Regions from separate parts of the Homo sapiens genome. Here region 1 is linked to region 2. A link is an interaction called in ENCODE POLR2A ChIA-PET data of the cell type or tissue named here. Cell type or tissue: PC-3. All regions are shown on one strand. Each heading gives the region's core, and the rest is flanking DNA. Links, peaks and the distances in the headings are about the cores only. Region 1 holds the start of PTPRQ (protein tyrosine phosphatase receptor type Q). Region 2 overlaps PTPRQ (protein tyrosine phosphatase receptor type Q).

What was found. Peaks named below come from ENCODE experiments on the same cell type or tissue, not always from the same donor. Only the 100,000 strongest peaks of a DNase experiment are listed, where the experiment ranks them.
Region 1: POLR2A ChIA-PET joins it to region 2 with 11 read pairs; 2 of 35 experiments call an interaction of 5 or more read pairs at or near these places.

Annotation. Positions count from the first base shown.
Region 1 is chr12:80,435,990-80,451,441 of GRCh38, reverse strand. PTPRQ (protein tyrosine phosphatase receptor type Q) reads right to left here and starts at 7,207. Exons shown (of 45, transcript NM_001145026.2): 1 at 7,043-7,207; 2 at 6,593-6,701; 3 at 5,725-5,951. The coding sequence starts at 7,096. In PC-3, for the core only: no CTCF peak of the experiment used is centred there; no DNase peak of the experiment used is centred there.
Region 2 is chr12:80,620,115-80,635,566 of GRCh38, reverse strand. PTPRQ (protein tyrosine phosphatase receptor type Q) reads right to left here. Exons shown (of 45, transcript NM_001145026.2): 32 at 15,191-15,413; 33 at 13,433-13,506; 34 at 3,276-3,375; 35 at 494-622. All of the region lies in intron 1 of LOC105369867 (a long non-coding RNA gene), which reads left to right. Among named protein-coding and RNA genes, the nearest start is that of MYF6, 80 kb to the left of the region's middle. RefSeq lists an enhancer at 2,326-2,888. In PC-3, for the core only: no CTCF peak of the experiment used is centred there; no DNase peak of the experiment used is centred there.

The DNA.
Region 1 (15,452 bases), core at 2,817-10,816, 180 kb after region 2:
AAGAGCAAACACATTCATAAGCTAGCAGAAGGCAAGAAATAACTAAAATCAGAGCAGAACTGAAGGACATAGAGACACAAAAAACCCTTCAAAAAATTAATGAATCCAGGAGCTGGTTTTTTGAAAGGATCAACAAAATTGACAGACCGCTAGCAAGACTAATAAAGAAGAAAAGAGAGAAGAATCAAATAGATGCAATAAAAAATGATAAAGGGGATATTACCACTGATCCCACAGAAATACAAACTACCATCAGAGAATACTACAAACACCTCTATGCAAATAAACTAGAAAATCTAGAAGGAATGGATAAATTCCTCGACACATACACCCTCCCAAGACTAAACCAGGAAGAAGTTGACTCTCTGAATAGACCACTAACAGGCTCTGAAATTGTGGCAATAAGCGATAGCTTGCCAACGAAAAAGAGTCCAGGACCAGACGGATTCACAGCCGAATTCTACCAGAGGTACAAGGAGGAACTGGTACTATTCCTTCTGAAACTATTCCAATCAATAGAAAAAGAGGGAATCCTCCCTAACTCATTTTATGAGGCCAGCATCATCCTGATACCAAAGCCAGGCAGAGACACAACCAAAAAAGAGAATTTTAGACCAATATCCTTGATGAACATCGATGCAAAAATCCTCAGTAAAATACTGGCAAATGGAATCCAGCAGCACACCAAAAAGCTTATCCACAATGATCAAGTGGGCTTCATCCCTGGGATGCAAGGCTGGTTCAATATACACAAATCAATAAATGTAATCTAGCACATAAACAAAATCAAAGACAAAAACCGCATGATTATCTCAATAGATGCAGAAAAGGCCTTTGACAAAATTCAACAATGCTTCATGCTAAAAACTCTCAATAAATTAGGTATTGATGGGACGTATCTCAAAATAATAAGAGCTATCTATGACAAACCCACAGCCAATATCATACTGAATGGGCAAAAACCAGAAGCATTCCCTTTGAAAACTGGCACAAGACAGGGATGCCCTCTCTCACCACTCCTATTCAACATAGTGTTGGAAGTTCTGCCCAGGGCAATTAGCCAGGAGAAGGAAATAAAGGGTATTCAATTAGGAAAAGAGGAAGTCAAATTGTCCCTGTTTGAAGATGACATGATTGTATATCTAGAAAACCCCATCGTCTCAGCCCAAAATCTCCTTAAGCTGATAGGCAACTTCAGCAAAGTCTCAGGATACAAAATCAATGTACAAAAATCACAGGCATTCTTATACACCAATAACAGACAAACAGAGAGCCAAATCATGAGTGAACTCCCATTCACAATTGATTCAAAGAGAATAAAATACCTAGGAATCCACCTTACAAGGGACGTGAAGGACCTCTTCAAGGAGAACTACAAACCACTGCTCAATGAAATATAAAAGAGGATACAAACAAAAGAAGAACATTCCATGCTCATGGGTAGGAAGAATGAATATCGTGAAAATGACCATACTGCCCAAGGTAATTTATAGATTCTATGCCATCCCCATCAAGCTACCAATGACTTTCTTCACAGAATTGGAAAAAACTACTTTAAAGTTCATATGGAACCAAAAAAGAGCCCACATCGCCAAGTCAATCCTAAGCCAAAAGAACGAAGCTGGAGGCATCACACTACCTGACTTTAAACTATACTATAAGGCTACAGTAACCAAAACAGCATGGTACTGGTACCAAAACAGAGATATAGATCAATGGAACAGAACAGAGCCCTCCGAAATCATGCCGCATATCTACAACTATCTGATCTTTGACAAACCTGAGAAAAACAAGCAATGGGGAAGGGATTCCCTATTTAATAAATGGTGCTGGGAAAACTGGCTAGCCATATGTAGAAAGCTGAAACTGGATCCCTTCCTTACACCTTATACAAAAATCAATTCAAGATGGATTAAAGACTTAAATGTTAGACCTAAAACCATAAAAACCCTAGAAGTAAACCTAGGCATTACCATTCAGGACATAGGCATGGGCAAGGACTTCACATCTAAAACACCAAAAGCAATGGCAACAAAAGACAAAATTGACAAATGGGATCTCATTAAACTAAAGAGCTTCTGCACAGCAAAAGAAACTACCATCAGAGTGAACAGGCAACCCAAAAAATGGGGGAAAATTTTCACAACCTACTCATCTGACAAAGGGCTAATATCCAGAACCTACAATGAACTCAAACAAATTTACAAGAAAAAAACAAACAACCCCATCAAAAAGTGGGTGAAGGACATGAACAGACACTTCTCAAAAGAAGACATTTATGCAGCCAAAAAACACATGAAAAAATGCTCAGTATCACTGGCCATCAGAGAAATGCAAATCAAAACCACAATGAGATACCATCTCACACCAGTTAGAATGGCAATCATTAAAAAGTCAGGAAAGAACAAGTGCTGGAGAGGATATGGAGAAATAGGAACACTTTTACACTGTTGGTGGGACTGTAAACTAGTTCAACCATTGTGGAAGTCAGTGTGGCGATTCCTCAGGGATCTAGAACTAGAAATACCATTTGACCCAGCCATCCCATTACTGGGTATATACCCAAAGGACTATAAATCATGCTGCTATAAAGACACATGCACACGTATGTTTATTGCGGCACTATTCACAATAGCAAAGACTTGGAACCAACCCAAATGTCCAACAATGATAGACTGGATTAAGAAAAAGTGGCACATATACACCATGGAATACTATGCAGCCATAAAAAATGATGAGTTCATGCCCTTTGTAGGGACATAGATGAAATTGGAAATCATCATTCTCAGTAAACTATCGCAAGAACGAAAAACCAAGTACCGCATATTCTCACTCATAGGTGGGAATTGAACAATGAGAACACATGGACACAGGAAGGGGAACATCACACTCTGGGGACTGTTGTGGGGTGGGGGGAGTGGGGAGGGATAGCATTGGGAGATATACCTAATTCTAGATGACGAGTTAGTGGGTGCAGCACACCAGCATGTCCCATGTATACATATGTAACTAACCTGCACATTGTGCACATGTACCCTAAAACTTAAAGTACAATAATTTTAAAAAGGCATCCAAATTGGAAAACAGGAAGCATACTATCTTTGTTCACTGATGACACAATTGTATATCTAGAAAACTCTAACGACAACTCAAAAATAATAATCCTAGACTTGATAAACAATTTCAATAAAGTTTTGGGATACAAATTCAGTGTACAAAAATAAGTGGAATTTCTATACACCAATAACATTCAGGCTGAGAATGAAATCAAGAATTCAATCCCATTTACGATAGCCACAAAAAAAATAAAATATCTAGGAATACATTTTACAAAGGAGGTGAAAATCTTTACAAGGAGAACTACAAGACACTCATGAAATAAATTAGAGATGACACAAACAAATGGAAAAACATTCCATGCTCTTGGATTGGAAGAATCAACATACCATACCACCCAAAGAAATCTACAGATTCAACACAATTCTTATGAAATTAGCAATGTAATTTTTCACAGAATTAGAACAGCAATCCTAAAGTTCATATGAAACCAAAAAAGAGCCCAAATAATGAAAGCAATCCTAAGCAAAAAGAACAAATCTGGAGGCATCACATTACCTGACTTCGAATTATACTACAAAGCTATAGTAACTAAAATAGCACAGTACTGATAGAAAAATACAGATATACTTTAATGGAAGAGAATAGAAAACCCAGAAATAAAGTCACATACCTACAACCAACTGATTTTTGACAAAGTTGACAAAAATAAACAATGGGGAAAGGATATTCTGTTCAATAAATGGTGCTGGGGAAACTGGCTGGCCATATCCAAGAGAATGAAACTGGATCCTTAGCTCTCAGCATATACAAAAATTAGCACATTCTGGATTAAGGACTTAAATATAAAACCTGAAACTATAAAAATACTAGTAAGAAAAACTAGGTAAAACTCTTCTGGATATTGGACTAGGCAAATAATTTATGACTGAGACATCAAAAGCAAATGCAACAAAAACTAAAATAGACTTAAATGGGACTTAGTTAAACTAAAAAGCTTCTGCACAGCAAAGGAAATAATTAACAGAGTAAACAGAAAACCTACAGAGCTGGAGAAAATATTTGCAAATTATGCTTCCAACAAGGGATGGATATCCAGAATCTACAAGGAATGAAAACAATACAAGGAGAAAAACCCCATTAAAAAGTGGACAAAAAACATAAACAGACATTTCTCAAAAGAAGACACACAAGTGGCCAGTAAGTATATAAAAAATGCTCAACATTAGGAATTATCAAAGAAATGTAAATTAAAACCACAATGAGACATCATCTTATACCAATCAGAATGGCTACTATTAAAAAGTCAAAAAAACAGATGGCAGTGTGGATGCAGAGAAAAGGGAACACTAATACACTGTTGCTAGAAATGTAACCTCTATGAGAAACAGTACGGAGATTTCTCAAAGACCTGAAAATAGATCTACCGTATTCAACCCAGCAATCTCACTGCTATGTATCTATCCAGGAAAAGAAATCATTGTATCACAAAGACACCATCACTCATGTTTATTACAGCATTATTCACAATAGCAAGGTCATGGAATCAACCTAAGTATCTATCATATGGGTAAAGAAAATGTGGTATATATACACCATGGAATACTATGCAGGCATAAAAAATAAAATCATGTTCTTTGCAGCAACATGGATGGAGCTGGAGAACATATCCTAAGTGAAATAATTCAAAAATAGAAAATCAAATACCACACATTCTCACTTACAAGTGGGAGCTATGAGTACACATGGGCATAACAATGGAAATAATAAACACGGGATTTCAAAAATGGGGAGGGTAGGAGAGGGTGAGGATTGAAAAATTACCTATTGGGTACAATGTTTACTATTTGGGTGATGGGTATACTAGAAGCCCAAACCCCACCATTACACAATATACCCACGTAACAAACCTGCACACATGTCCCCTGAATCAAAAATAATTTAAAAAAAAGACATTTCATTGGAGTCTAAATTTTATATACAGAACAAGGCCATGTTCTTAGACCACAATATCTCAAAACCTGGCAAAATTATTTTTACTAAGTATACTTTTATTATTTTACTGTTATGGAAAGAAGTTTACAAAATCCAGTCCTGCAGCTATTAATCCTTCAACGAAGACTTTCTTTCCAGTCTAAAGCACCAAAAAAAAAAAAAACTTGAGCTCCCATATGCAATTATTATACAATTTTCATACGTAAATTGTATAACAGATTTATTGCCCTTTTTACTGTGGTTTCTAGGAATTTGGAGAATAAAGTTTGCAAGTCAATTTTTAATAACTGTGTAACATCCTGTGGTTTACATACCTGCATTCAAACTACCCTGGCCTCTTGTTTGCATTTAAGTTTTCCTTCTTTAACTTTACATAATTTTTATTTCCTAGAGTATTGTATTATATTCATACATGTATATAAATATATGCAAAAATATTCATAGAAAAAATGAAATAGGTAATATATAAATATGCATAAAATTGAAATGAAAAGACACAATAACATTTTACCAAGTTTTAAAATCTCAGGTGGGTGTGAGGCCATGACTGTGAACGTTGTCAGTCACTGACTGTATTCAGCTGTAAAGGCTTGACAAGGTGAGAAAAACCTCCCACACTTTTAAAATGAATGAAATGTTTGAACACTAAGTAGTCATACACAAAATAATTACCTTAATTTCATATGTTGTTCCAGGATTAAGATTAGTAAGAAGAACTTCCAGACTGTCTGGCTTTGATCTGACTTGTGTATATACTGTTTGCATCCACGGACAAACTTCCTTATATTTGACAATGTAAGATATAATCCTTCCATTTGGATTAGGTGGTGTATTCCAAGACAGAAGAATCCCAGCAGATCCGACTCTTTCCCCGGCTAGGAAGACTGGAGGCCCTGGTTCTATTTTTAAAAAATCCATTTTGTTAAAAGGTCAAATAATTATTGCATTTTCACAAAAATACATAATAACAGTATTTATAAATGTAAAATTTGAAATTTCCAAAGAGCAATATGAGTTCACACTCCCTACAGCTCTGTTACTATTAAAAAAATACTATGTGGAATACCAAAAGCATTCCTTTATAAGAATGTGAAAAATGGAATGCTACTAAATAAATACTACATGCCGAATATACTTTTGTTGCCAAATCATTTTTAAAAGAAATTCACTTACGCAAGGCTTACACAGAAAAACTAAGAAAACAAGAAATAATCTTACAAATGGAATAATCCTTCCTGAGCAAATGTAGCCAGTTCATTTTCATGGTTCTGTATTATTTAAATGTTAGCATTAACAGTCTCTCTGATCTATTTCACAAACAAGTATAGAGTAATTATCTTTGCACTTTGAAAGTAAAGGAAGCTGAAGAAACAGCAGAATGCAGGTTCTAAGCAGATCACTTTCTTGTTTCCATTTTGCCTTATTCTACACTGTTTTCATGAATTTAATGTACATGTTGCCAGTATAAGTATTTCCATCCAGTAGAATTATACTGACTCCAAATACTTTACTTACAAAGTAATTTAAAACATATACTCACTTGTTACATTTGTTGTCACTATTCTAGTAACAGGTGAGGTGTATGTTGTAGAAATTGAAGAGATGGTTATATCGTACCTAGTACCAGGAACGACATTGGAAACATCAACCTAGAACACCACAAACAAATAGTTGCATTAAAATTCTTTCTGGAAAGCAAGCAAGCTAAAATAAATCTATCACTATAACAAAAATTAACTCTTCACTATATAACTCTGCACTGTTTATAACATCACAATAAGTTCCATATTATTGTAAGATACAAATATGTTATATAACTTTTTACCAAATGACTTTAAAATAAAAACTTACAAAACGTACTGCGTTATCACAGCCTAAGTCAGCATTTCTATCTATCCTAGTTCACTGTCACAAGGAACAACTATTCAAGTCTTGAGAAATCTACAGCCCATGACTTAGCCCTTGTTTTTAAAGAGTGTATACGAAATACCTGTGTCTCTGAAGTCCCAATAAAAAGTAAAAGAAAAATGATAAGAAAATCCATCTTTATTACATTTTTCAGCCAGTAGAATCACATTGATGGCTCTAGAGAGAAATGTTGCCTGCATTAATGATTTAAAGACAGATCCTTCTGGCAAGTACACAATTAATGAGCCCATATTACTCAATAGCTCTGCCTTTTCTTTGTTAAACTATTCATGAACCCTTGGATGACTGGCTGTAGGTTCAGGGTGAACTTAAAAAAAAAAAAAAAAAAAAAAAGCAGCATAGATGTTGCTAAGGTAACAGTCCACCAATGCTGAAACTTAACACTCATCAGTTTGACATCAACGTTTTTGTCTTCAACTTATGCTTTCAAAAACCCAACAAGGAGTAAGTTTTTGTGGTAGATGGGTTTCATAAAATAAAGAACTTTCCTATTAGGAGCAAAATATAAATACAAGTAGGCTCGGCAAGTACAATAATGAAAACTATACCTGATATTCTCCACCTCCAAGATCTCTGATAGTAACAAAGCCACTGTCAGGAACAAGATCCACTTGATACCTTTCCACATGACCAGAGGGTAGGCTCCAGTGCAGAGAAAAGGAATGTGTGGAAATATTGAAGGCTCTAAGTTTCTCAGGTTGTTCTGGTTCTGATATTGAAAAATAGAGGTTTAAAATAAAGTTATTCTCCTAAAGTTTCAAAAAAATGAAAACAAATAGTATAGGTTCAAGTTCCAAAATAATCATGTTGTTAGAAATCACTGAGTACAATAAATGATCTCTAAGTATACTTGGGTGTTAAACATGTAAATATTTAACAACACCTAGGTTTTAGGTATAACTATCATAAATAATATAACAATTAATTTTCTGTTTCTGAAATATGTCTTATTTGCTAAAAGTCTGCTAGTTGACCAGATTGTTTTTGAAAGCTTATGCTCTAATTGAAAATTTGAGTCATTTTAAAACAAAGTAAATATAAACTATTTATCCAATTACTTGGAAATTTACCAAACAGAAGATAATTGGAAAAATATATAATCAAAATCTTCCAGATTTTTTGAAGGGTGAGCATTTCTGATAAATATTTGTTATTTTATCTTTTTTAATTTTTAATGTCTTTTTCCCTTTACTGTGGTGCTGATCTGATAAATATTTTGTTAGGTGTTTCTTTAAAAGAAAAGATAAGGTTTCATATCAGAAATGAAATATAGTTTTAAAACAAGTACCAATTGTTTTAGCCATTTCAACCATATTTTTCTACCTTTGCTTCCACTTTTTCAAAAATTTTGTTCATGCTGCCTGTACCTCCTCGAAGGGAGTTTTCCACATAAAGTTCTTCTGATTGGTTGCCAATGAGTCAGGTTTGCACTCTGCCTTATCTTTAGTGCAGATTCCAGGCAAACAATATAGGGGGAGGAAGAGAGATTATGAAGCCAAGCATGTGAAAACACGCCTGATGCAGATTCAATCTAACACTGTTTCTAAAAGAAAGGAGGCTGGAATTAATTTTGAACCTCATTTATCATTTTAAAACCCCACTACCAGAAACGATTTGAAAATGGATATAATAAAATGTACATTTTCTAACAAAACTAACAGGGCACATTGCATATAACAAAAATATTAACATAATAGGTCACTTTCTTGGTGTTTCAGGGAAGAGCGTTTCTGAAATAGTTTTTCTTTATCGCCTTTGAAATTTCTTCTAATGATTATAACATAACGTTGTCCTCCATACCCAAAGCTTATATCAATTGATTAATGTCCACCCCAACATTCTCAAAGTTCCAAGCATTCTCTTGGCATCCACCGCTAATTGTCCACTATAGTTTTCTGGTAACTCTAGGAATACTGTAAACCCAAGGCAAAAAATCAGAGAAATACCCAGCCTGTGTTGGGTAGAATTTCATTGTTAGCTGCTGGCATTTTTTACAAGGTAAGCCAGACCTATGCCCTCTGTATTCTCAAGCTTGAGAGAAAAAAAGCTTGAATCTCCTATCTGCTACATTAAAATACACAAAAATCTACCATGACTGATCCGTCTAACCAACTACTACTCACATTTACTGATTTGTGTGAGGGTTAATACTATTGCTTCAGGGACCCCAGAGAGTAACTAGTATCTATGAAGTCTTAGACAAGAAACTAATGAAGATATGGAATAAGACTTTGGAAGAAAAAGGAAGATGTGAGAAGTGAAGCACTAGTTACTGGGATGGCAGTGAAATGGGATGTGGTTTCCTGGACTGAAGAACCCTTGCTTAGGAATGAACTATGTCTCACCAAGACAAAGAAAAATATATTGGTCTGGACAATTGCCAATCTGATCAAGAGGGAAGGCCTGGAATCTTCACAAGAGTTTGGTAAAGGCCTTTCCAAATAGCAAAGTGTATGGAAGTCCTGGAAATGAAAAAGGATTGGAGTAACTGAGGAAAGCCAGACTGAGATTCTGGGATCAAAAAAGAAAGGGGAACAGACTGATGATCATGTAGGTCATACTAGAGATTTTAGGGTTTTTTACCTAAATTCAATGGGAAGCCACTGAAGAATTTTAAGCAGGAAAGCAACAGGGCTTGTTTTTTGTTTAAAAATATAATTTTGAAATATGGGATATAAATTAGAGCAAGGCAAAAATGGCAGCAGGAAGCTAATTAGTAGGAAATCATGGTAGTCTAGGCCGAGAGGAGGAAAGCTTGCACTCAGAAAAAGGTAGAGGATCTACAGCAATGCTTAAATCATTATGAAAGAGTGCAGCTTTCTGGTTAAGAGCTAGAAGGTTCAACTAACTGAAAATAGACTCCATAATAAATATATAATTTATTCTCCATGGAATTTAATCTCTCAAAAAATAGGAAACCAAAAAACAAAAATACTATTCTCAACCTAATTCTTACTAACCAATAAAAATAACATTGGGAAGTTGAAATGTTTGGAGTTTTAAGAGGAAAAAAAACATTTCATATTCAACTTAATTAGGGCAAGCAAAAGGAATTCTAGGTTTATTTACGTGTTTCTTCCAGACTTTAATTTCCTAAAAATTAATCCTCAGAACCTTATATCATTAGAGCTTAATAGATGTTCTGTAATCAAACCACTTTGTCAAATAAGTTCTTTTTAAGTTAAGCAGCTTTCTTTATTGCAGTGTATTTTAAAGCCTCAGATATCCTAATATATCTTGTGATTCTCTAAACCATCAATGTCCAATAAAACTATAACGTGAGCCACACATGCAGTTTTGAATTTTCTAGTAGCCACATTTAAAAAGTAAACAGAAACATGTAAGATAATTTTAATAATGTATTTTATTTAACCCAATATATCAAAAGCATTATTTCACATATAATTACTATAAAATTATTGAAGTGGTTACATTAATTTTTTTCATACTAACTCTTTGAAATTTCACATACATTTTAAATTTACAGTACCTCTGAATTTGGACTGGCCATATTCCAAGATTAAATAGCCACATGCTGCCAAACACTACATATTGGACAGTACAGCTTTAACTACTACAGCATCTCTTAAGTTTTTCCTTGGCATTTCAGTGAATTTACCTAAATTTTATTTTGAGAAGCTGAGAAATAAGATCCCATGGTCTTTGTCTATAAAGGAAACAGCTCAACAGAGTTGGGAAGACATCCAATATATACAAAATCTTACATATCTCAGAACATTAAAAAAGAGTCAGACCTATCAAAATGGTATCAAGAAAGCAAAAGACTACAATGGGCAGATATTTTAAAATAAAATGCTAAGACTTTAAAAGTTTCATCATCATTGTTAACTTTATATTTTCTCTGCACTAACACTGTATCTGATAAGTTTTAAATCTCACATTTTAATTTTTCTGTGATTAAATTATAGATCGGACATAATGTATTCTATGACAGATAATGAGATGTACAAGCAGCAGACTTACAAAATAAAAAGAACTAACTCCTACTAAGTTTATGACACACTATGCACTGTGCTAAGCACTTTCATATATTGTTTTATGTAACACTTGCAACAACACCAGGAATACTATTATTGACATTTAAAAGTGAGGAACAAAGAATTTAAGTAATTCCAACAGGTCCCATAGCTAATGGGTAAATGGTAGAGCCAGGATTTAGACCCAGAGGCAAAGTCTTCAAGTTTTCAATCACTATGATAACTGTGTGCTCCTCTAACTTTCACAAAGTGGCTTACAAATAACAGCTGGTTTAAAAATCCTAAATGAATTAATTAATACTTTAAAATAGATTCAACCACAAAATTAGATGATCTATAATTTTTCTTTCAAGCCTATGATTATTATTTGAAGTGACCTCTAATTTTGGCTTAAGGGATTCAGTCTAAATATGTCCCATACCAGGGCAATGTATACTTATCAAGTGCCTGTAGCTTCCTCATATTTTAGAAATAGGCTATGAATAAATTATAAATAAAATAAACATCCTCTAAAAAGTCAGCATTATATCGGATGTCACCAGGGTGTAAAAATCAATTTTTAATACAGACACTGGGCACAGGCCCTAGAGTTGGATTGCTGGGTTCAAATCCTGACTCTGCCATATAAACAAGACTTTAAGCAAAATACTTAATATCTCCATACCTCACCAGCCTCATCTCTATGGGTATAATAACACCTCACACATTGTTGTGAAAATAAAATAAGTTAATACATGTGAAGTGCTTAGAAGACTGCCTTGAACATAGTAAGAACTAAGTACTAAATGTAAGCTATGATTAATAGTCTCTTGCTATTTCTACTATTTTTCTCTAAAAGCCCTGGTCATCTCTTAGTCAAACCATCATGTTACCTGTTCTTCATTTCTCAGCTTAGCCCCCTCCTCATATCCACTCAATGCTTTGCTCAAAATGGATCCCCAAGCACTGCTCCATCATCACTGCTCTTCTGTTTATAAAAACTAGGACAGCAAGATGTCTTCCTGCTCTGGAGACCTCCACCAGGGAACCCAGATTACCATCTTTTCCCATTTCCTCTTCTTATACTCATCTCTTAAGTCACTGTGCTGTTTTAACAGGGACTTCAATTACTTACCTGCAATCTCTCAAAACCATCACCTAAACCACACTAGGCGACCAGAACATCAAGTTCCTACTATTTTATAAAGCTCTCTTTTCTTTAAGTAAAATGAAAACAAACATTCTGTATCTTTTATGAAACTTTCCTGATATTGATACCACCTTGGTCACTTTTTCCTCTGACAAAATTTTCTCTAAGGGAGCAAATCCTGCCACTCACACTAACTGCACTCTTTCCTTTACCTATGTATAAACAAAATAATTTTTCATATTTTTTCTTCAGTCTTTGCTCAATGATCTATTTGATCTTTGTATCTAACTAAATATATCTGCATTTACCACTAGTTGTGATTTGCCACATAGGGGACTTGCAGCAATTTTCTAACAAAAATTTTGATTGGCTCAATTGGAAAGATCCTACTAGCATCTGGTGAGTAGAGGCCAGGGATGCTGCTAAACATCCTGCAATTAACAAGACACATCCTCACAAAGGAGAATCTCTCAGCCCAAAATATCAATAGTGGTGAGGCTGAGAAACGCTGCCACAGACTAAAACCTCTAGAATGGGTCCCATTTTAGTGTGTTCGATTGTATACATTACCTATCATAATACTCTGTAGTAAAAGACATTTGACACATGATTTAACACATTTGCTTTTTAGAAGTAGATAAGGTATATAGTATCTATTAATATACACAGATACTCCTCAACTTACAATGGGGTTATATCCTGATAACCCATCATAATTGATGTGACATTTTCCACCTATGCTGGGTTTATCAGATGTAACCCCAATGTAAGTTGAGGAGTGTACCGAATGCATATTGCTTCTGCATCATTGTAAAGTAGAAAAATTGTGGCATTGTAAGTCATAGATTATCTGTAGAAATAGAACAAAAATGTGCAAAGTGTTAGGAGAATGTGTATGAGTCAAAAGGAATCTCAGAGGTCATCTAATTTAAATTTCTCAGAAACTTGATACCCAAAGACATCAGGTAACTTGCCCAGTAGTACTCAGCTAACCAGTGTCAAATCCTGGAGTAAAGCTGGTATATGAATTCTAAATTTATTCCTTGTTTTGCATTATCACATATATATCACATTTAGGAGAATAATAGTGTATGTGTTAAGCAGTATAAGTAAGGCCCACCCCCACAAAAGATGCCCAAATGCTAAACCCTGGAACGGTGAATATGTTGTGTTACATGGCAAAAGGCACTTTGCAGATGGAATTAAGATTATAAACTATAAACAGAGATCAAAACTGGATTATCCTGGTAGTCCCGATCTAATCATAACAGCCCATAAAAGTAAAAGAGGAAGTCAGAAGAGTCATATATGATGGGGGGAAAGGGGAGCTTTGAAGCCCGAGTGGCACTCAACCCTCCTTTATTGGGTGTAGGAAGAGGATCACAAGTCGAGGAATGAGCCATCCTCTAAAATCTGGAAACAACTGTCAGCTGACAGCCACCATGGAAATAATGACCTCAGTTCTGCAACCACAAGGAACTGAATTCTGCAAACTACTTGAATGAGCAAGGAACTTATTCTCTCCTAGAATCTCCAAAAAGGAACACAGCCCTACGAGAACCTTGATTCAACCAGAGAGAAGTATGTTGGACTTATGACCTACAGAACTATGAGATAACACATTTGAGTTATTTTAAGCCACTATCTTGTGATAATTTGCTACAGTAAAAATAAGAAACTAAGAAAGTGTTGACAGCCAAATAATAATTACCCATACCCTGAATTACCACCATATGTCTGGGACCTTCGGGTCGGTTGTCCAATCCATAGCTTTCAAGATCACTTAAGAGTAATTCTCATGTGTTACTCTTGCAATCTTGTTCTTTTTTGAAAAATTTAAAATATTCATAGGCTTCACAGCTTCCTTTGGATTTAAAAATTACTCTCTAAATTACTCAGGATAGGATTTTATTCTCTTTATATATTAAAAAACAACAAAATATTTCAATATTGAATTGCTTATAGTTCCACAAATACAGCATATTCATTTACACCTCCATAGTTTTGCATGGGCTGTTCCCTACCTCTGGGAGTCCTCCTTTTCACACACTCCATATGCTCTCTAGTCTGATTAGCAAATTCCTAATCCTTTTACAGACATTACCAGCCCCAAAGAGCTTTCTCTATTGCGTTTGTAGGGCTAATCTTTCCCTCTTCTGTGCAACTACAATAAGTTTGGACATACTTCCATTGCTTCGCCTGTTGCACTGACTTATACTACATGTGTTTCCATACTTGTATTCTTTACTATGCTGTGGATATCATAAGACTATGCTTTTTCATGTGTATAACACATATTAGGATGTCAAAGACAAAGAACACATTTTTAGGAGAATAGATGATCCCAAATATACCACATAATTCCACTGGCTAGATCTCTAATTCGGTGTGAAACTGAATATAATATTAACCTCATTTATTGATCACTGTGTGTCAAATAATGTTTTATTCAATTTATATTTCACATGTTATGTCGAAAATCTGCAGAACAGGCCACGCGCAGTGGTTCATGCCTGTAATCCCAGCACTTTGGGAGGCCAAGGTGGGTGGATCACCTGAGGTCAGGAGTTTGAGACCAGCCTGACCAACATGGTGAAACCCCGTCTCTCCTAAAAATACAAAAATTAGCCAGGTGTGGTAGTGTGTGCCTGTAATCTAGCTACTCAGGAGCCTGAGGCAGGAGAATTGCTTGAATCCGGGAGGCAGAAGTTGCAGTGAGCCGAGATCGCGTCATTGCACTCCAGCCTGGGCAACAAGAGCAAAACTCTGTCTTATTAAAAAAAAAAAAAAATCTGCAGAACAGCCCACTAAAATGAGCATTTTCATCCTCTCAAATAGTCTATAGACTGTAAGTTTTCAAATTTCAAAAAATTCTATTGAAATTTTATCTTGAACAATACAATATATAACAGAAATGTGAATTTCTTAAATATCAAAGAGAATTTGCACACCTGCAACAACCCTGGTAAACATGCCACATCCTCCAAGGTTGCCTCTTATTCTGTGTACCATGATGTTATATATTACACCAGGAGTCACATCTGTAACTGTGTGCTCAGTCACCACTTCCCAAATAAGACAGTCTTTTGCAAATGTTCTATTTGATATATAAATCTTATAATGGGTGAAATTGATCTCTGTTGTATTCCACATTAAATTTGAAGAAATATTCACAGCTTTCAAAATTAAGCCACAAATCCTAGATGGTTCTAATGAAAAGGTAAATTATATATAAATAGAAATTACACATATATTAGTAAAAATAAAGCAATTATGAATATTATAATTTAAATATCTATGTAACAGTCCTTTAATTTACTCATGTATAATGTTCTATATGTTTA
Region 2 (15,452 bases), core at 4,569-12,568:
AATACAAAGAAATGTAAAAATGATATCATATACAACTTAGACTTTTATGTACTTTTATACTGAAATAGTTATTAAAAAGCTTTTATAAAAATGGATATAAATAATATCAAGTAGTTATAAATTTAATTAATTTAAACCTGTGATTGAAAATGTGGACACTTCCAGAAAAGTTTAATGTAAAAATCTATCATATGAAATGAATTATTAAACATAATGTCAAAGGTTTAATGTGGAAAAATATTTGTCCCAGGAAAATAATCCTGATTGAACATTATAGTCCAAAGTTCATATTTAACTCAAAATATTAGGAAGATTAAGTGATTCTCTGAACAGCAGTGAGAAGTGTGTAGAAGACGGAGGTCACTCTTTGAAAGAAGATCTCTGTGACCTGTGTAAATTAGAGCCCCACAAACACTTCCAACAAGCATAGGTCAGAATAGGGTCATGGCTCCAGGCCCTCTGGACCACAGTTCACCCAGAGGAGTGTGCTCACCGCGTTAATCTCTCGTCCTTCAGTTCCAGGTCTGCCACTGTGATGAGCTGATCCAGCTTCAATTTAGTGTCAATAATTTCTGCATCCTGAGGAGAGTATGTGCCACCTTCTTTCTGCTTCTGTCGAATTCTAAAACAAGCGGAGTAAAGTCCAAGAAGGGAGTTTCACACAAAGTATATAAAATTAGGTTTAGTTTTCTTTTTAAGTAAAGACATTTAGTCAAATAATTTCCTTGTTAAAATCACCTCTCTGAATATGTTGCAAATTTATAGCTACTCGACTTCTTTTTCTTGTTTTAATTCCATAGAACCTATTCTACTTTCTTTTTTTTCTAATAAGTTATTGGGATGAAGTTCTAAATTTAAGAAGAATTAGTTGACGAAGGCCTGAGCCATTGGTACATTTAAATATAGAGCCAAGAAGACTTACGTTGTGATCTTGTTTCTCTTCTCTCTAGCTATGTCATTGATTTGTCATATAAAGGAACTATGCCAAAGTGAAAATAGTTCAATGCTATCAATAGTATTGCTAACAGATAATGCCCCATTGTGTTCACATATATGAAATATTTTTACATGCATGAAAATACTTAAAAATTATTTTCAAATTATCTTATTGAATTTTTATAAAAATATTGTGAGTAGATATTATCTTTACAATCAGAAAACTTAGGTTCAAAAATAAAAGCCACATGAATCTGAGAATCAAATCAGATTCTTTTCATCTTAAACCCTTTAAATGCTTATTTCTCCATGACACAGTATGGTATATTACAAAGTAATGTTTAGCTATTCTATCTTTCACATTTCAAATATTTAGTATTTATTAAGAGTTGGACATCAAGGATGATATGGAAAGTATAAAACATGTTCCCTACCCTCAAAGACATTACAATTTAGTTGAGAGGCAAGATTTCAATGCAGAAAAAACATGAAAAGAGAAAAAAAGATTCAAATTACAACACATAAGACAGTGCCTGATTAGTTACATAAATAGTTATTATTATTTAGAGGAGGTAAAGAAGTAGAATTTGACTTGGATGTCCCAGGATGAGAAGGAGGAGGAAGCACATTTCAGGGTGACTGAACAAAAGCAGAATGTATAAAAGCCCAAGGAATGTTCAGGTGAGAATAGATCTCTTTAGCTAGTGAGTAGGCAAGTTGTGGGGAATAAGGAGGACCATTTCCTACTCACACAAGGAGTTCATCTTGTAGAGAAATGAGAAGTCAGAAAAGATTTTAGAGCAGGGAAATTACATAAATGTGGCCAGTCCATACTCCTTAGGGAAAGGCCCATATTTTACACATTATAGCATTCAAAGTGCCTCGAATGATAACTCTCTCACTGTCTTCTGGCTAAATCTGCAAATAGTTATGTGGTATAGAGAAAATATCTTTTTCAAGAGCCTTTCAAATTATCTATTAAAATTATGCTTTAAGAGAGTCAAGATGAACCATAATGCATGGCATTTAGAATACAGAACTACATTCTTCAGTTGAAATAAAAATAGTCTATTGAACTATTTAGGAAATTGGTAGAAAGTTTACTTTACAAATGTAAGGTCCCTTTAACTCGGCAATCTGCCTTAAGAAGCTAGATTTTGAGGTCAGAAGTAAGATTTCCAACGAGGCCCTGTAAATAATAAGGGAAGTAGGATGCTGATGCTGAGAATGGAAAGATACACTTGGAAAATTCAGCACAGACATGTTCAGAAAGTAAGCATGAGAAGGGGGTCTACCATATAAGGAAGCTGGATATTTTACAAGTGTTGTTCTAACTATAAAAAAGATCTCTTTCTGTATAAACTTTAATATTTAGACCTGATTGAGATATTTTAAATTAAACCTATAAGAGTTACAAATTACTTTAAAAGATGTAGGTGGCCTGAAAGCTTCTGCTTTTGTGTTTTCACCTTGTTGTCTCTCATCTCCAAACCTCCTTTTTTTTGCTGTGCTCTTTGATATTGGAGCTGGAACCTGCATTTCTCCTTTGCCAGCCGGCCGAAAGTGAGGCTTTGTCAATAGAGGGCACTAGAGTGACCCTGAGAGGCAGTAGGAAGAGGAAAACACTGCCCTTGTGGGATCCAATCCTGCATTATTGTTATTCATTGTGAGAGCCCAGCAGCTCACTTGGATGAGCTCTTGTTGCCTCTGAAGTGAACGTTCTGCCCATGCCATTCGTGAACAGTCTCAAGTAGTACCAGCTCACCTACACCATTCAGCAAGAATGGGATGCTTCTATTACCAATTTCAGCCTGCCTACCATCTAATAATGACGGGTAGCTTCTACGGAACAGCTCCAACCCCTTCCCTCTGTCATATTTCTTTGCTCACTGTTTGGTGATAGGTTGCATGTGCTAGAAGTAGCGATTCCATGTAAGTCTTGGGAGACAACTTCTTTCAGTTCTTAGTTGTTTACTGTCCTCTCTCCTTCAAGTTAAAGAGAGTAGCTGCTTTGTTTTGCTTGCTACTTCTGGACTCTTAGATTTCTCTTTTACTCTCTTTAGTAGTTAGCCATTTCTGCTAGTTAACAATTCTTTACATTAAATGTTTTCTGTTCAAATGGCAGGATTTCTTTCCTTTTATGGCTAGATTTAGTCACTACACAACGCATATACACTTTAAAGTATCATATTGTACATGATAAATACATTTTTATCTGTCTATTAAAAATAAAAATGTTTCCCATTCAAGTAACTGTTGTGGCTTCTGTCTCCTGATTGGACTATGACTGATATAATGCCCATAAAGCATCCTGGAATGTAAGCGCAAATAAATCTTACCTTGCAAATGCAAAAATAGCTGTTCCAAGGAGAATTATTGAAAGGATACACAAAGTGACGGAAAGAATGATCTCTACGGTTCTTTCTGAAAGTCCTTCCCCTGGAGAAGAGGGATAACAGGATCATTAAATATTATTATGGAATCTTATTTTGAATCCCAAACTACCAAAAAATATTATCTTGGCATAAGAAAATATTCTTTGCTGAAGAATACTAGTAAAATGTAGCAGCTTGTTTGTTCCTCTTCTCCTAGATTTTTTAACTTTGGGGCTCAGTCCCGGGTCTTCTTGCTTTTTCTATCTAAACTCACTCCCAGTGTGAGCCCATCTAGCCTCACAGTTTTAATTTCATCTATATGATGATGACTACTTAGTTTTTATCCACCAGACTTCAGACTTATATATCTAACTGCCTACCAGACGTCTTTATTTTGAAGTATACTTAAAATGTTAAATTGATATGTCCAAAACTGAACATGTACACTTCCCTCCTTTCAACTGTATCCTCCCACCTCTCAGTTGATGGACACTCCATTACTGTAGTTGCTAAGGCCAAAACCCTGGAGTCATCTTTGACTCTCTTTCATAGAATACATCCAAAACATGTGAGGAAATCCTGTAGGCTCTATCTTCAACATATTTGTAATTTTCACCAAAGAAACTATGTAACTTTGGAAAGATGGTAATTGCAAAGTGGGAGGAAGGAACTAAACAAATTCAAGACATATAATGGTGCTAGAGATCTAGGAAGCTAACAAAAGGCTACTGGTATAAAAGGAACAAATGATCCTCCTGAAGGGGCTCCTACTGGCCAAAGAGGGAAGAATTCAAGCCTTATATTTAATAAAAATGGAAATTGATCAGAAATAAAAAATAAGATTATTTAATAAAAGAAATACAAATAACAAAAATACTGATTTTTTTTTAAACTTTTATCTTCAATTCGGAGGCCACATGTGAATGTTTGTTATATAAGATAAACTTGTGTCACAGGAGCTTTTTGCACAGATGATTTCATCAACCAGGTATCAAGCCCAGTACCCAATAGTTTAAAAAAAGTACTAATTTGTAAACTCTGGCTATAACTAGACCATCTCCTTGGCCTAAATATTCTTAATTAATTTATAATTGAAATGTATACTTTTCTGGGTTTCTTATCTGAACTACATTTTATGACTTTTTAAAAATAGCCCTAGTTAAGGAGATAAAGCTCATTATTAGAAGATAATTTTGCTGCATAAATGTTAAAGGAGTGACAAAATTAGAAATTAATAAACAGGGCTGGGCACGGTGGCTCATGCCTATAATCCCAGCACTTTGGGAAGCCGAGGCAGGCAGATCCCAAGGTTAGGAGTTCGAGACAACCTGGCCAACATGGTGAAACCCCGTCTCTACTAAAAATACAAAAATTAGCTGGGCGTGGTGGCAGGCGCCTGTAATCCCAGCTACTCGGTAGGCTGAGGCAGGAGAATAGCTTGAAATCGGAAGGTGGAGGTTGCAGTGAGCCGACATCGTGCCACTGCACTCCAGCCTGGGTAACAAGAGCAAAACACCAGCTCAAAATAAAAAAAAATTAATAATCAGTATTTCTAACGAAATAGTTGATTCAGGTAACAAACATAAATGTATTCTAAAATGATTAGGAGGAAAGTTAATGGGGAATTGGACATTTACAGGATGACAAAATATCGCTGTATAGATTATACGCTTGTTATAAGTGGTCAAAACCAACTTTCCAATGAAGGATCATGCTGTTGCTGCCACCAAGCCTACTGATCAATTTTAGCATCACGTGTAACAATCAGATATTCTACACTTCCTGATGGAAGGTATTTTGATCTAGTGAGCAAGACCTATAAAGTACTTCTGACAAAAATGTTGACTGCGAATACTCAAAGCTTTAGATCTTATTTCTAATTTATAAGAAAGTGGTGGAAAGAAAAAAAATTAAAGGACATCAAGAGAAAACCACCAGACAGATCCAAAATATGGGACTTCCTACGTGACAACCTATCTGATTGCTTCAGGGAGTCTATGACATAGGGGGGAAGGAAAGGAGAAAAGAAGGCTCTTTAAAAAAATAATAGAAGAAACAGAACAATCAAAGATAATGTGTAAATTCCTATTTGGATCCTGATTCAAATAAATTAACTTTAAAGAAAAAAATCAAAGACTGATTTGAAAACGTATATACAAGTAGCTTAAATAATATCAATAATTTATTGTTAAGTTTAATCACAGCAATATAATAAAAATGTACTTATTAGAGAAACATACTAAAGTATTTAGGAGTGGAATATGCGTTATGTGACTTACTTTACTTCAGAAATAAGTGAACAATGTCTAAATAAAACAAATGTGGCCAAATGTTAATTATTATTAAATTGAGTTAGTAGGTATTTGGGGGTTCATGACACCATTTTTTCTAGTTTTATGTATGTTCCATTCACTTTGCTCCACCTTTGCTGCTGATAATCTGATCTAGGCCACCATCCTGTCTTGCATGAATTAAAAACTTAGCAAGTCTGCCTGTATCCACCTTTGTCCTTGTTCCACCTATTTTCAACATACAAGCAAGGACAATCGTTTTAAAACATTATTTCTCTGCTTAAAATCCTCCTCATCTCCCACTGAGAAAAGCCCATATCCTTCCAGTGGCATGTGTGATCTGGTCCCTCATTAACTGTCTGGTCCCCTGTTACCCCTCTGATTTCCCTTCCAGTCCCCACCTTGCTTGCTCACTCCTAGGGAGCCAGATTAGCCTCCTTATTGATGAATAACACAAGGCCATTGTTGACACATGGCTTTTGCAGCAGCTTCTTCCTCTGCCTGCAAAGGTGTGTATGCCTTGTATATCTTTCTGGGTAGCCACTTCACTTCCTTTAAAGGTTTGCTGAAATACCTTCTCAATGATCATATATTATGGGCTGAATACATGTGTTTCCCCCAAATTAATATGTTGAAGCCCTAATCCCCAGTGTGGCTGTATTTGGAGTAAGAAAGGAATTACAGTTAAATGAGGCCATAGGGTGAGGCCCCGATCTGATGGGATTAGTGACTTATAAGAAGAGACACAGAGAGCTTGTTCTCCATCTCTCTCTCTCTCTTTCTCTCTCTCTGTGTGTGTGTGTGTGTGTGTGCCACTCACTCCTTTCTCCTCCTCCTCCCCCCACCATATTTTCTCTATCTCCATCCATGCACCAAGGAAAGGCCATGTAAGAACACTGCAAGAAGGCAACCATCTGTAAGCCAGAAAGAGAGCCCTCACCTGATACCAAATGGGCAGGAAACTTGATCCTAGATTTCTAGCCTTCTGGACTGTGAGGAAATAAACTTCTATTGTTTAACACACCCCATCTATGATATTTTGTGATGGCAGCCTGAGCAGACTAACACAGCACACTATTTAAAATTGAAAGACACAACTCCCTGCATTTTCTGCCTCCTCCTCCCCCTCCTTCTTCCCTCTGTTCTACTTTTTTCCTCCATAACTTTATCTTATTTTAACATATAAATCACTTATTTATTATTCTTACTATTTATTCTCTGTCCTTTCCTCCAGAATGTAAGCCCCCTTGAGTACAGGGGTTTTTGTTTTATACAAAACTATTCCACGGTCTGAGAGATGTACTGGGCACAGAGTAAATATTAAATAAATATTTGCTAAATTTACTAATGAACAAATATATTGATTTTGAAAAAGATTAAAAATGTTCGTGTTTGAAGATCAGGCATTGAACCAAATAAGAATATAAAAATTATTAAGCACAACTACTAATTATAATTGTAATCAATTTTAAGTTACATAATTTATAATTTTACTGCACAAAGTATTACAGTCAAGTGACAAAATAGGTTACCAATGTGTAAAATAGGCACGTATTAATGCTTCATCTTTTTGTCCTGTATTGGTACTTATGTAATGTTACCAATATAAAAGAGTTCCTGTGGCTATCCTGCATGGTGGATTTGAATAAATACTGAATTTAAAACAGTTATCAGCACTTCATGGTCTGCTAGAATCTCCTGCTAAATTTAAAAAATGAGAAAGCAGCATGTATCACCTAAAGTATTTTAGGTACATTTTTTTATACATTAAAATACGAACGGTTTGATTTATGAATTTTCACATGGTGACTCTAATTGGATATGCTTGGGAAAGGAGGCATGAAGATGAATAAAGAATCCTCTTTATTAGGTAATAATGAATCACTGGGCCTTAGAACTCAGTGGGAAAAAAATGTTCTCATAGACCACACAAAAAATTTTTTTTAGATTAGATTACCATTTCAAAGCACTGGCCAAATGAGGAAATGACATATAATATATTAATAAACAATATGTAATCCTTTGGGCACATGAATTACAAAAGTGTCACTAAGAGAGGACAAAATGTTCCCTGATTATCAAGTACACTTTCTGATTCACTGTTATGCATGGACCCACAGAGCATTAACAGTAGAGAATGATGTCACTTCTCCAAATCCTTTAATAGAAAATGGAATTCTTTTACTTAAAAATATAAACATGTTTCTTTTTGTAGTAGGTGCAAGTCATTTCTGACTAGACTTAAAATCCTGTGACAAATCACATTAAATTGGTCTGTTTACATAATAAATTGTACTACTATAATTTGGCAAATCATAATTCTAAAGCACTAATTTTTCATAAGTATTATCTTCTGACTGAAGTTATCATTATTTAAATTCAGCATATGTATCCAACTTTTTAAGTCTGTTTTTAAGCCTATTCTCTAAGGAGAAACTTGAATTCAATTAGATATAAAGCTCATAGTACAATGCCTGGCTCCTGATAAAGATGCATATAAAATGGAAAGTCTTTTCCTCCTTATTTCTCCCTCTCCTTCTTCTCCTCCTCCCCTTCCTCCTCCTCCTCCTCTTCCTCCTTCTTTATTATTATTATTATTATTATTATTATTATTATTATAAAAATTGAGTTCTTATAACAGGACTAAAGTATAGGGAGTTCATCTTCTCTTTTGGCCCAGTGCTAGTCACCTAGGGTATTCAAACACTGAGCAAATAATTTACTAAAAGTTACTCAATTCCATAAGTCAAGAAATAGAGTTAGATAGGAGGAATAAATGATAAGTGCTTGAGGTGATGGATTTGTTAATTAACTTGATTCAATAATTGCACATGGTATACATATATCATGGCATCACTCTGTTCCCCATAAATATATACGTGTATAATTTGTCAATATTCAATAAAATTTTAAACATATAGATTAAAACACCCCATTGGGATGAACATCATTTTCATCCATACAGACAGGAAAAAATTTAAAGGTAGCTAATAAAGTGTTTGCTAGGGTGTGAGAAAAGTCACATTATTCGGTGTTAAAAAAATAAAAAGAAACCATATCTCTAAACACAAAAGCAACACATGCTTATCTGTGAACACTAACCTCAAAAGCCAAGACAAAGTGTGAGAAAAGAGAGCTGCTAGAAATAATTAAAACTATCAAGAAGAGAAAATGGTACAGCAAAGATAGGTTGTGGGAGCAGAAACATCACCCATAGTAATGAACTGGGGGCTACTTGGGGACTTAGTGATTTGCAGGTAGTGTGTGCAGTGGTTACAAGTACAGCACTGACTGAGGTCACGCTGCCTGGGTCTGAAAGCAGGTTCTGCCACCACCTTTGGGATGGTTAAAAAGCTTGGTCAAGTTAGTAAAAAACACAATGCTTCAAACTTCTTACCTAGAAATTGGCGCTATGTAAATAGGAGGTGTTGTTACAGAGTTGCAGTGAAGATGCATGAGTTTATATGTAAAACCCCTTAAAGACTTGGTACATAAACAATGACAGGTATCTTTATTAACAAACATTTCATATTTATTCATCCATTTTATTCATCTGATTTAATCTCCTAGTTAGCTTCTAAAATGAGTATTAGTATTCTCATTTTAGAAATAAGATTTCAGAACTTAAAAATAATTTTTTAAGTAACTAACCCACAATCTCATAAATTCAATATATACCAAGCCTGCCTGAAATACGTCTGTCTTGACTACAGAGTATGTGAGGTTCACCACCACATTACCACTGTCTCGTTAACAAAATACAATCTTCCTCTGTTCCTCTGGTGACTTTAGGGAAGTAATCCTTTGGATGCAAAAGATACATAGCAACTCCCTATTTCTGAATCTAAGTGAGCACATTGGAACTTTTCATTGTTAGCATAGTAATTAAATGAGAAGTGTTATGACAAAAGAAAACAATCACAGAGTGCCTTTGCCATGGGGTTTAAGATTTCATCATGTTCAGCTTTAATGAGAGCCCTGTAAGGTACAGAAACGGGTGTCTGGTTTTCAAATCACAGGATCCCTCTATAATTAAACCTTGTAATCAAAACATTGCCTACAAGCACTTTCCATAAACTGATGTGCCTAGGGAAGATTTTTTCAAAAAGTTTAAGAGGGTTTTTTGTGAATTTTGATAATAAAAATGCCAATACTCAATCTTGAGTAAAAACGAAATCAAATAAGTTTCAAGTATTTATTTAGGATTAAAATAATGCATACGTTATCTTCCCTGTTTATCCCTACAGGCCAGAAAGGTTTCCCTAAATGCAAACTGCTCTTCCACAGACTCATACTTATCCATCCAGTGAAGTTCTACCTGGCCATCTCTCACTTGTACTTTCATTAGTCCCTTTCACTAAACTTAAACATTTTTAAGATTATCAGTCTATGGTGATTCTTTTGCCCCTAATTTTAAACTCCAAATAATAACGTCTCTGAGAGGCATAATTACCACTACAATGGTCTGTGGAAACAGAGTCGTGCAAAAGCTCTTAAATCCCAAAGTTTCAACAGACAGGCAACTCGGCTTAGTGCTCATTGCCTGTGGTGTGCAAAATACCAGTGAATGAATGCTTATCCCCTGGTGGGTGGATGACCTTGATGGGACCTAGACTTCTCTCTGTAGTCTGGGATTACATGCACACATATGTCTTCAGCAGCTTACCAGGAATGTTTGAGTCCCTAGCCTGCTGCAAATGATTCATATATCCCAACACATGACATATTTGAGAGAAAAAAAGGACTCAATCACCCTTTGTCATCTTCTGATGACACCAGGGGTATTATATGAATGCACTTTATTATTTGCCTGCCTTCATTCTCACAACCATGAAACCATTCTTGCCACTAACCATTGGAGAATTGATCAACTTTGTTTTCTTTTTGAGTTCTTCTAGAGTTTCTTCCCTGGCAATGTTCTTTTACTAAGAACTCTTTTGAATCTGTGGCGAGCTTGTCCAACTCGCAGCTCATGGGCTGCATGTGGCCCAGGACAACTTTGGACGTGGGCCAACAGAAATTTGTAAACTTTCTTAAAACATTAGGATATGGTTTTACAATTTTTTTTGGTTCATCGGCTATTGTTAGTGTTGATGTATTTTATATGTAGTCCAAGACAATTCTTCTTATTCCAATGTGGCCTAGAAAAGCCAATAGATTGGACACCCCTGATCTACAGCGTTCTATCAATGTCAAATGGACCAGGACCACTTCTAGGGGATGTTGTTTGTTTCTTGACCTATGAAAGTGACTCTAATCTCCATAGAACCACGACACTCAATAGTCTGGTAGAAAGCAAATATGACAACAGTAATTGATGGTGTTAAATCCATTAACCAGAGAAATGGCTGGGCTGCTTTGCTAGTCATTGAGGAATTCTGCTCCAGGGGTGCATTCTCATTTCACTACAACTAACGATTACAAACCAAGCAAGTTCCTTTGATTCCACTTGTCACTGTCTTACTCGCTATAAATGACTATCTAAATAGCAGAACTCCATGTGGTCAATCCAGAATAAGCACTGTAGGGCAAAGGCCAATTAACAAAGCTGCTGTATCTCAGGAGAGAGTCCCTGGAAGATCACTCTAAGGAGCAACCTAAAAGACTGTCATCATGTCACTGGTCTACAAAAAATACACTGAACTCTGAGTAATTTGATCATAGACACATAGGACCCTTCCTTGTCACTATCCCTCAGCAGCCCAGTGCCTTTCTATATATTGTGTCCAGTCTACATTTCACCAGTCCCTCCTTCCTTAGTCTTGGCAGGATCCTGTGCTCTGTCCTTCATTACACATCTTTTACTCACTGTAGACTCCTTCTGTTTCCAGAGCACACAAAGATTCATACCTAGATGATTGGGGTGGCAGTGGTTATACTTCCAAAGAAGGAATCAAAAACCTGACTGTGTATTTCTGCTACATTCCAGGATTAATGGTTGTATTCCACCACCTTGACTGTGAGTGGAAAGAAGAAAGAGAAGACCATTGCTGAGGAGCTCTTTGAGATTACTTATAGTGCTGGATGAGGCCATCATTGGGCAGAGAGAAGCCATTTAGCAGAATCTAAGGAATCATGCTCCTGTGCACTGTGGTTCCTGATGCTTGGCGCTCCCCCCCTTTTATAGCTTTTCTTTCTCATTTCCATTACCCTGAATGTCTCAACTTTGCCTCTCAGATAACTGACGGAACATGTTGCCTTCCCATGAATAATCTGTATGAAACCAGTAAGTTGATGAAAGACAACATCATACAATACAGCAAGGCTAGCTCCTTTCAGCACTGCTCCTATAAAATATTATCTCCTAAGACACATGGGTTATCTATCTTGTCTAGGTCTTTTACCTTCCATTGGCAAATGCACCAGGATCACTACTTAGCTGAAGTAATGGCTTATGAATGCTGTAACCTATAGGAAATTATGCTGATGACAAGAAGACATTTATTTTACTGTGGTGGCATCAGAGTGTGATAGACTCACCTATCAAATGAAGAAACACTTGATACAATTTCAAAACCACAAAACTAATCAGCTAGCTTTAAAATGATGAAATTATTGGGTAAAATTAATCAAACCAATGATTTGTATAAAATTAAACAAACATTTTAGCCAAAGAAATTTGTTATTTCTCTACAAACATCTATGTAGCAAACTACATGCCCCCTCTATTTCTTCAAGATGCAAAGTTTCCTTGACTACATGTAGAGGCTGTGGAGGCTGGCTTTTTATACAATTAGTATTTCCATAACCCAATGAGAATTTCTGGCTAAAAATGGTGGGACAATCCGTCTTTCTCCAGTCATAACTCTCACTGAAGTCTATTAGCAGTTCAAGATACACTGAGCAACAGCTCGCCAGGATCTGGGCAACACATGAAGTCTTACATTTTCAAGTGGTGCCCCAGAAATACCCTGTTCATGCAATTCTTTAAGACGAATAAACTGGGGCTTTTGAGGGCCTGGCACAAACAATGTAGAATGTTGTGATCCTCTCAGTGAAATTCTAGAGAAATAATTTCTCCTAAATAAAAATGTTTCTAAAATATTTTATTATAACCTATCCAAAAAAGCTATTAAACTTTAAAAATTTACTAACTATAAAATATTAATATATTTATATATGTTGTTTTACACAAAACTTCAACAACCCCTCAAGGATGATACTCTTATCAATATTTTCCCAACAAAGGAAACTCAGATTTATAGAAATTAAATTATTTTCTCAAGTGACAGAGCCAAGATTTGAACCCAGGTCTAAATCCCATATTTGTAATGTAATGTTATGAAATCCTGTTCTGTAATGTTGGAATCCTGGCCTAGCCACTTAAATACTGAAAGAATCTGGGTGTTGGTTTCCTCATCTGTAAAATGGAGTCAACATTAGGGCTTAAGTCAGAGTTTCTCATCCTCAGGACCACTGACATTACGGGCTGTTTTGTGCATTGTGGAAATTTAGCAGCATTCCTAATCTTTGCCCACTAGATGCCAGTAGCATGCACCACCACCACTACCATCCTGTTATGGCAGCCAAAAATGGCTCCAGACTTTGCCAAATATCCCCTGGGGTATAAAATCCCTCTGAGAAGCACTGACCTAACTTAAAGGATAGTTAAGATGAGATGACAGATGTTTGTGTAACAAACCTTCACAGGTACTCCTAAACCTAAAAGAAAAAATTTTAAAAACCCACAAATATTACTAGAGAGGCTAATTAACATTTAAATGAGTTTATATTTTAAAACATCTAGACATGGATTAATACATTTACTAATAAATGTTCCAACTTTGATAAATATGTTGAGATTATAAATGAATTACAAAAATGTCTTACCTAAAGTCTTAACAGGGTCAGAATAATCAGAGTCAGTAAATTGTCCCATAATATTTGTAGCTCTAAATTTAAATCTATAAAATAAAAAAAGAAAAATCAACACTTTGCATATCATGTGATTTTTCCTATGAATAACTCAAGAAGTAATTATAAAAACTATTTATTTAATTCAAAAGAAAATGAATTTACAAGATGAAAATTTGGAATGGAATCATCATCAGGAGAAATATATGCTATATTTATATGAGACAAATAATTATCTCGTACTTTGACCCATTGAATTTGATGAGGCAGGGGCTAAAAATTTGGTAAACTCGTGAGCAGTTAGCAGTTTGAACAACTGAATCAGCTCACCTCCTTCAAGGATTTGTTTAGATGGAATGATTTGATATCTGTGAAGGGTGTTACACTAACATAATTTATAAATAAAAGGCATAACTGTTATACCTCAATCACTTTTGCAAATGCTAGTGAATTAGATTAAAATGATGATATAGAACTTGTCTTGTTCACATATAAACACATTAAGAAAATGTTTGTTATTTCTGTGTGTGCACAGTTGCATTTGTATACTTTTTTGCTTCCATAGCATTTGAAGTAAAGGATACAGAAGAAGATCAAGCTTAAAAATTACAAAAAGAATCTAAGATCCTCAGAGACAATTGAAATTTACTTAATTTAAAAATAAAGGCACAAGGGCATTTAAAAACATAAAACCAATACGTTGCAATACATGATTGAACCTCTACCATTATAAAATTCTTATGATTTTATTTGTTATATGAAGAGTCTGTTTCAGGAACAAATATGCAAAATAAATAAACTATAAATATGAATAAACATGATACTTGGTAGTATATCATTTTTATAACTATCATATGTGTATAGCTATTCAGGCAATAACCTAGAATTTGAACCAAAGTAATTGCATTTAATAGAGATGATAAAGCATTATTTTTATTTGCCTAATTTCTCTAATTTTTCCAATGTTAACTTGGCTTAGGATATTTGTAAAGAATTTGATAATGTTTTAACTAACAGGCACAAATGAAAGCACCTGCATTTAAAAAATTACTAGTAAAAATTATATTTTGAAAATCACACAAGGATAAGATGATTCTTTTAAAAATTGTAGTCTTACAATACAAAAATAACATAATCAATTCAAAAGGAAGATAATCAATTTAGCAAATAATTTAATACAGCCAAAATATCAAATTGATTTTAAAATGTTGGGTTTTTAGGGGCTACAAAAAGCTAAATATTAAAGGTGGTATTAAATATTTCTATCACTCATTCATGAGATAAAAAGCAGAGAGTTATTGTTATGAGTGACATAAAGGGAAGCCACTGTTAAATCAAAGGATAGGATAGTGTTTCAAAAATCCTGTACATCAGCATGGATGGTAAAATAATAAGTGAAAAACACATTAGTCACATTGTCCTCTACAGAAAGAATTAAATTCTCCTATATACCTATGTTCTCCAATAGCACATTTTTCATATGGTCTTTATGTAACTTATATCAAATCATAATTACTCTTAGGGTTGCCTGCTTCCCCTATAATACTGTATGTTTATGGAATGTAAGAATAATTTTCAGTTTATCTTTCTATTCCTAGTGCCAGAAAAATCAGGTCACTATACGTGGCGGACATCCAGTGCTTATTGGAAAGATGAAAGGACAGGCAGATGGATGGATGAAAGATACTAACTAGCTTGCTAACAGAATGCATGGTAGATATAACCTATACTTACAAGTATTGCTTTTTTGGTTTCAGTGGTCCATTGCAAATTTTGTCTTCATTGCCAGGAATCATGCATGCATTATCAGCACCTATGATGTAGATTTCTTCATTGCCACTAAACTTTGTCTTTCCTTCTGTACATGGAGGGTTAGGAAAGCCTTCATTTGTAAAATATGGCCTTGCTTTATTAAAATATGCATCATACCACTTTGTTACATTTCCATCATGCTGAGCTGTTTTCAGAAACAAAGAGAACAATAATTCCAAGTAAC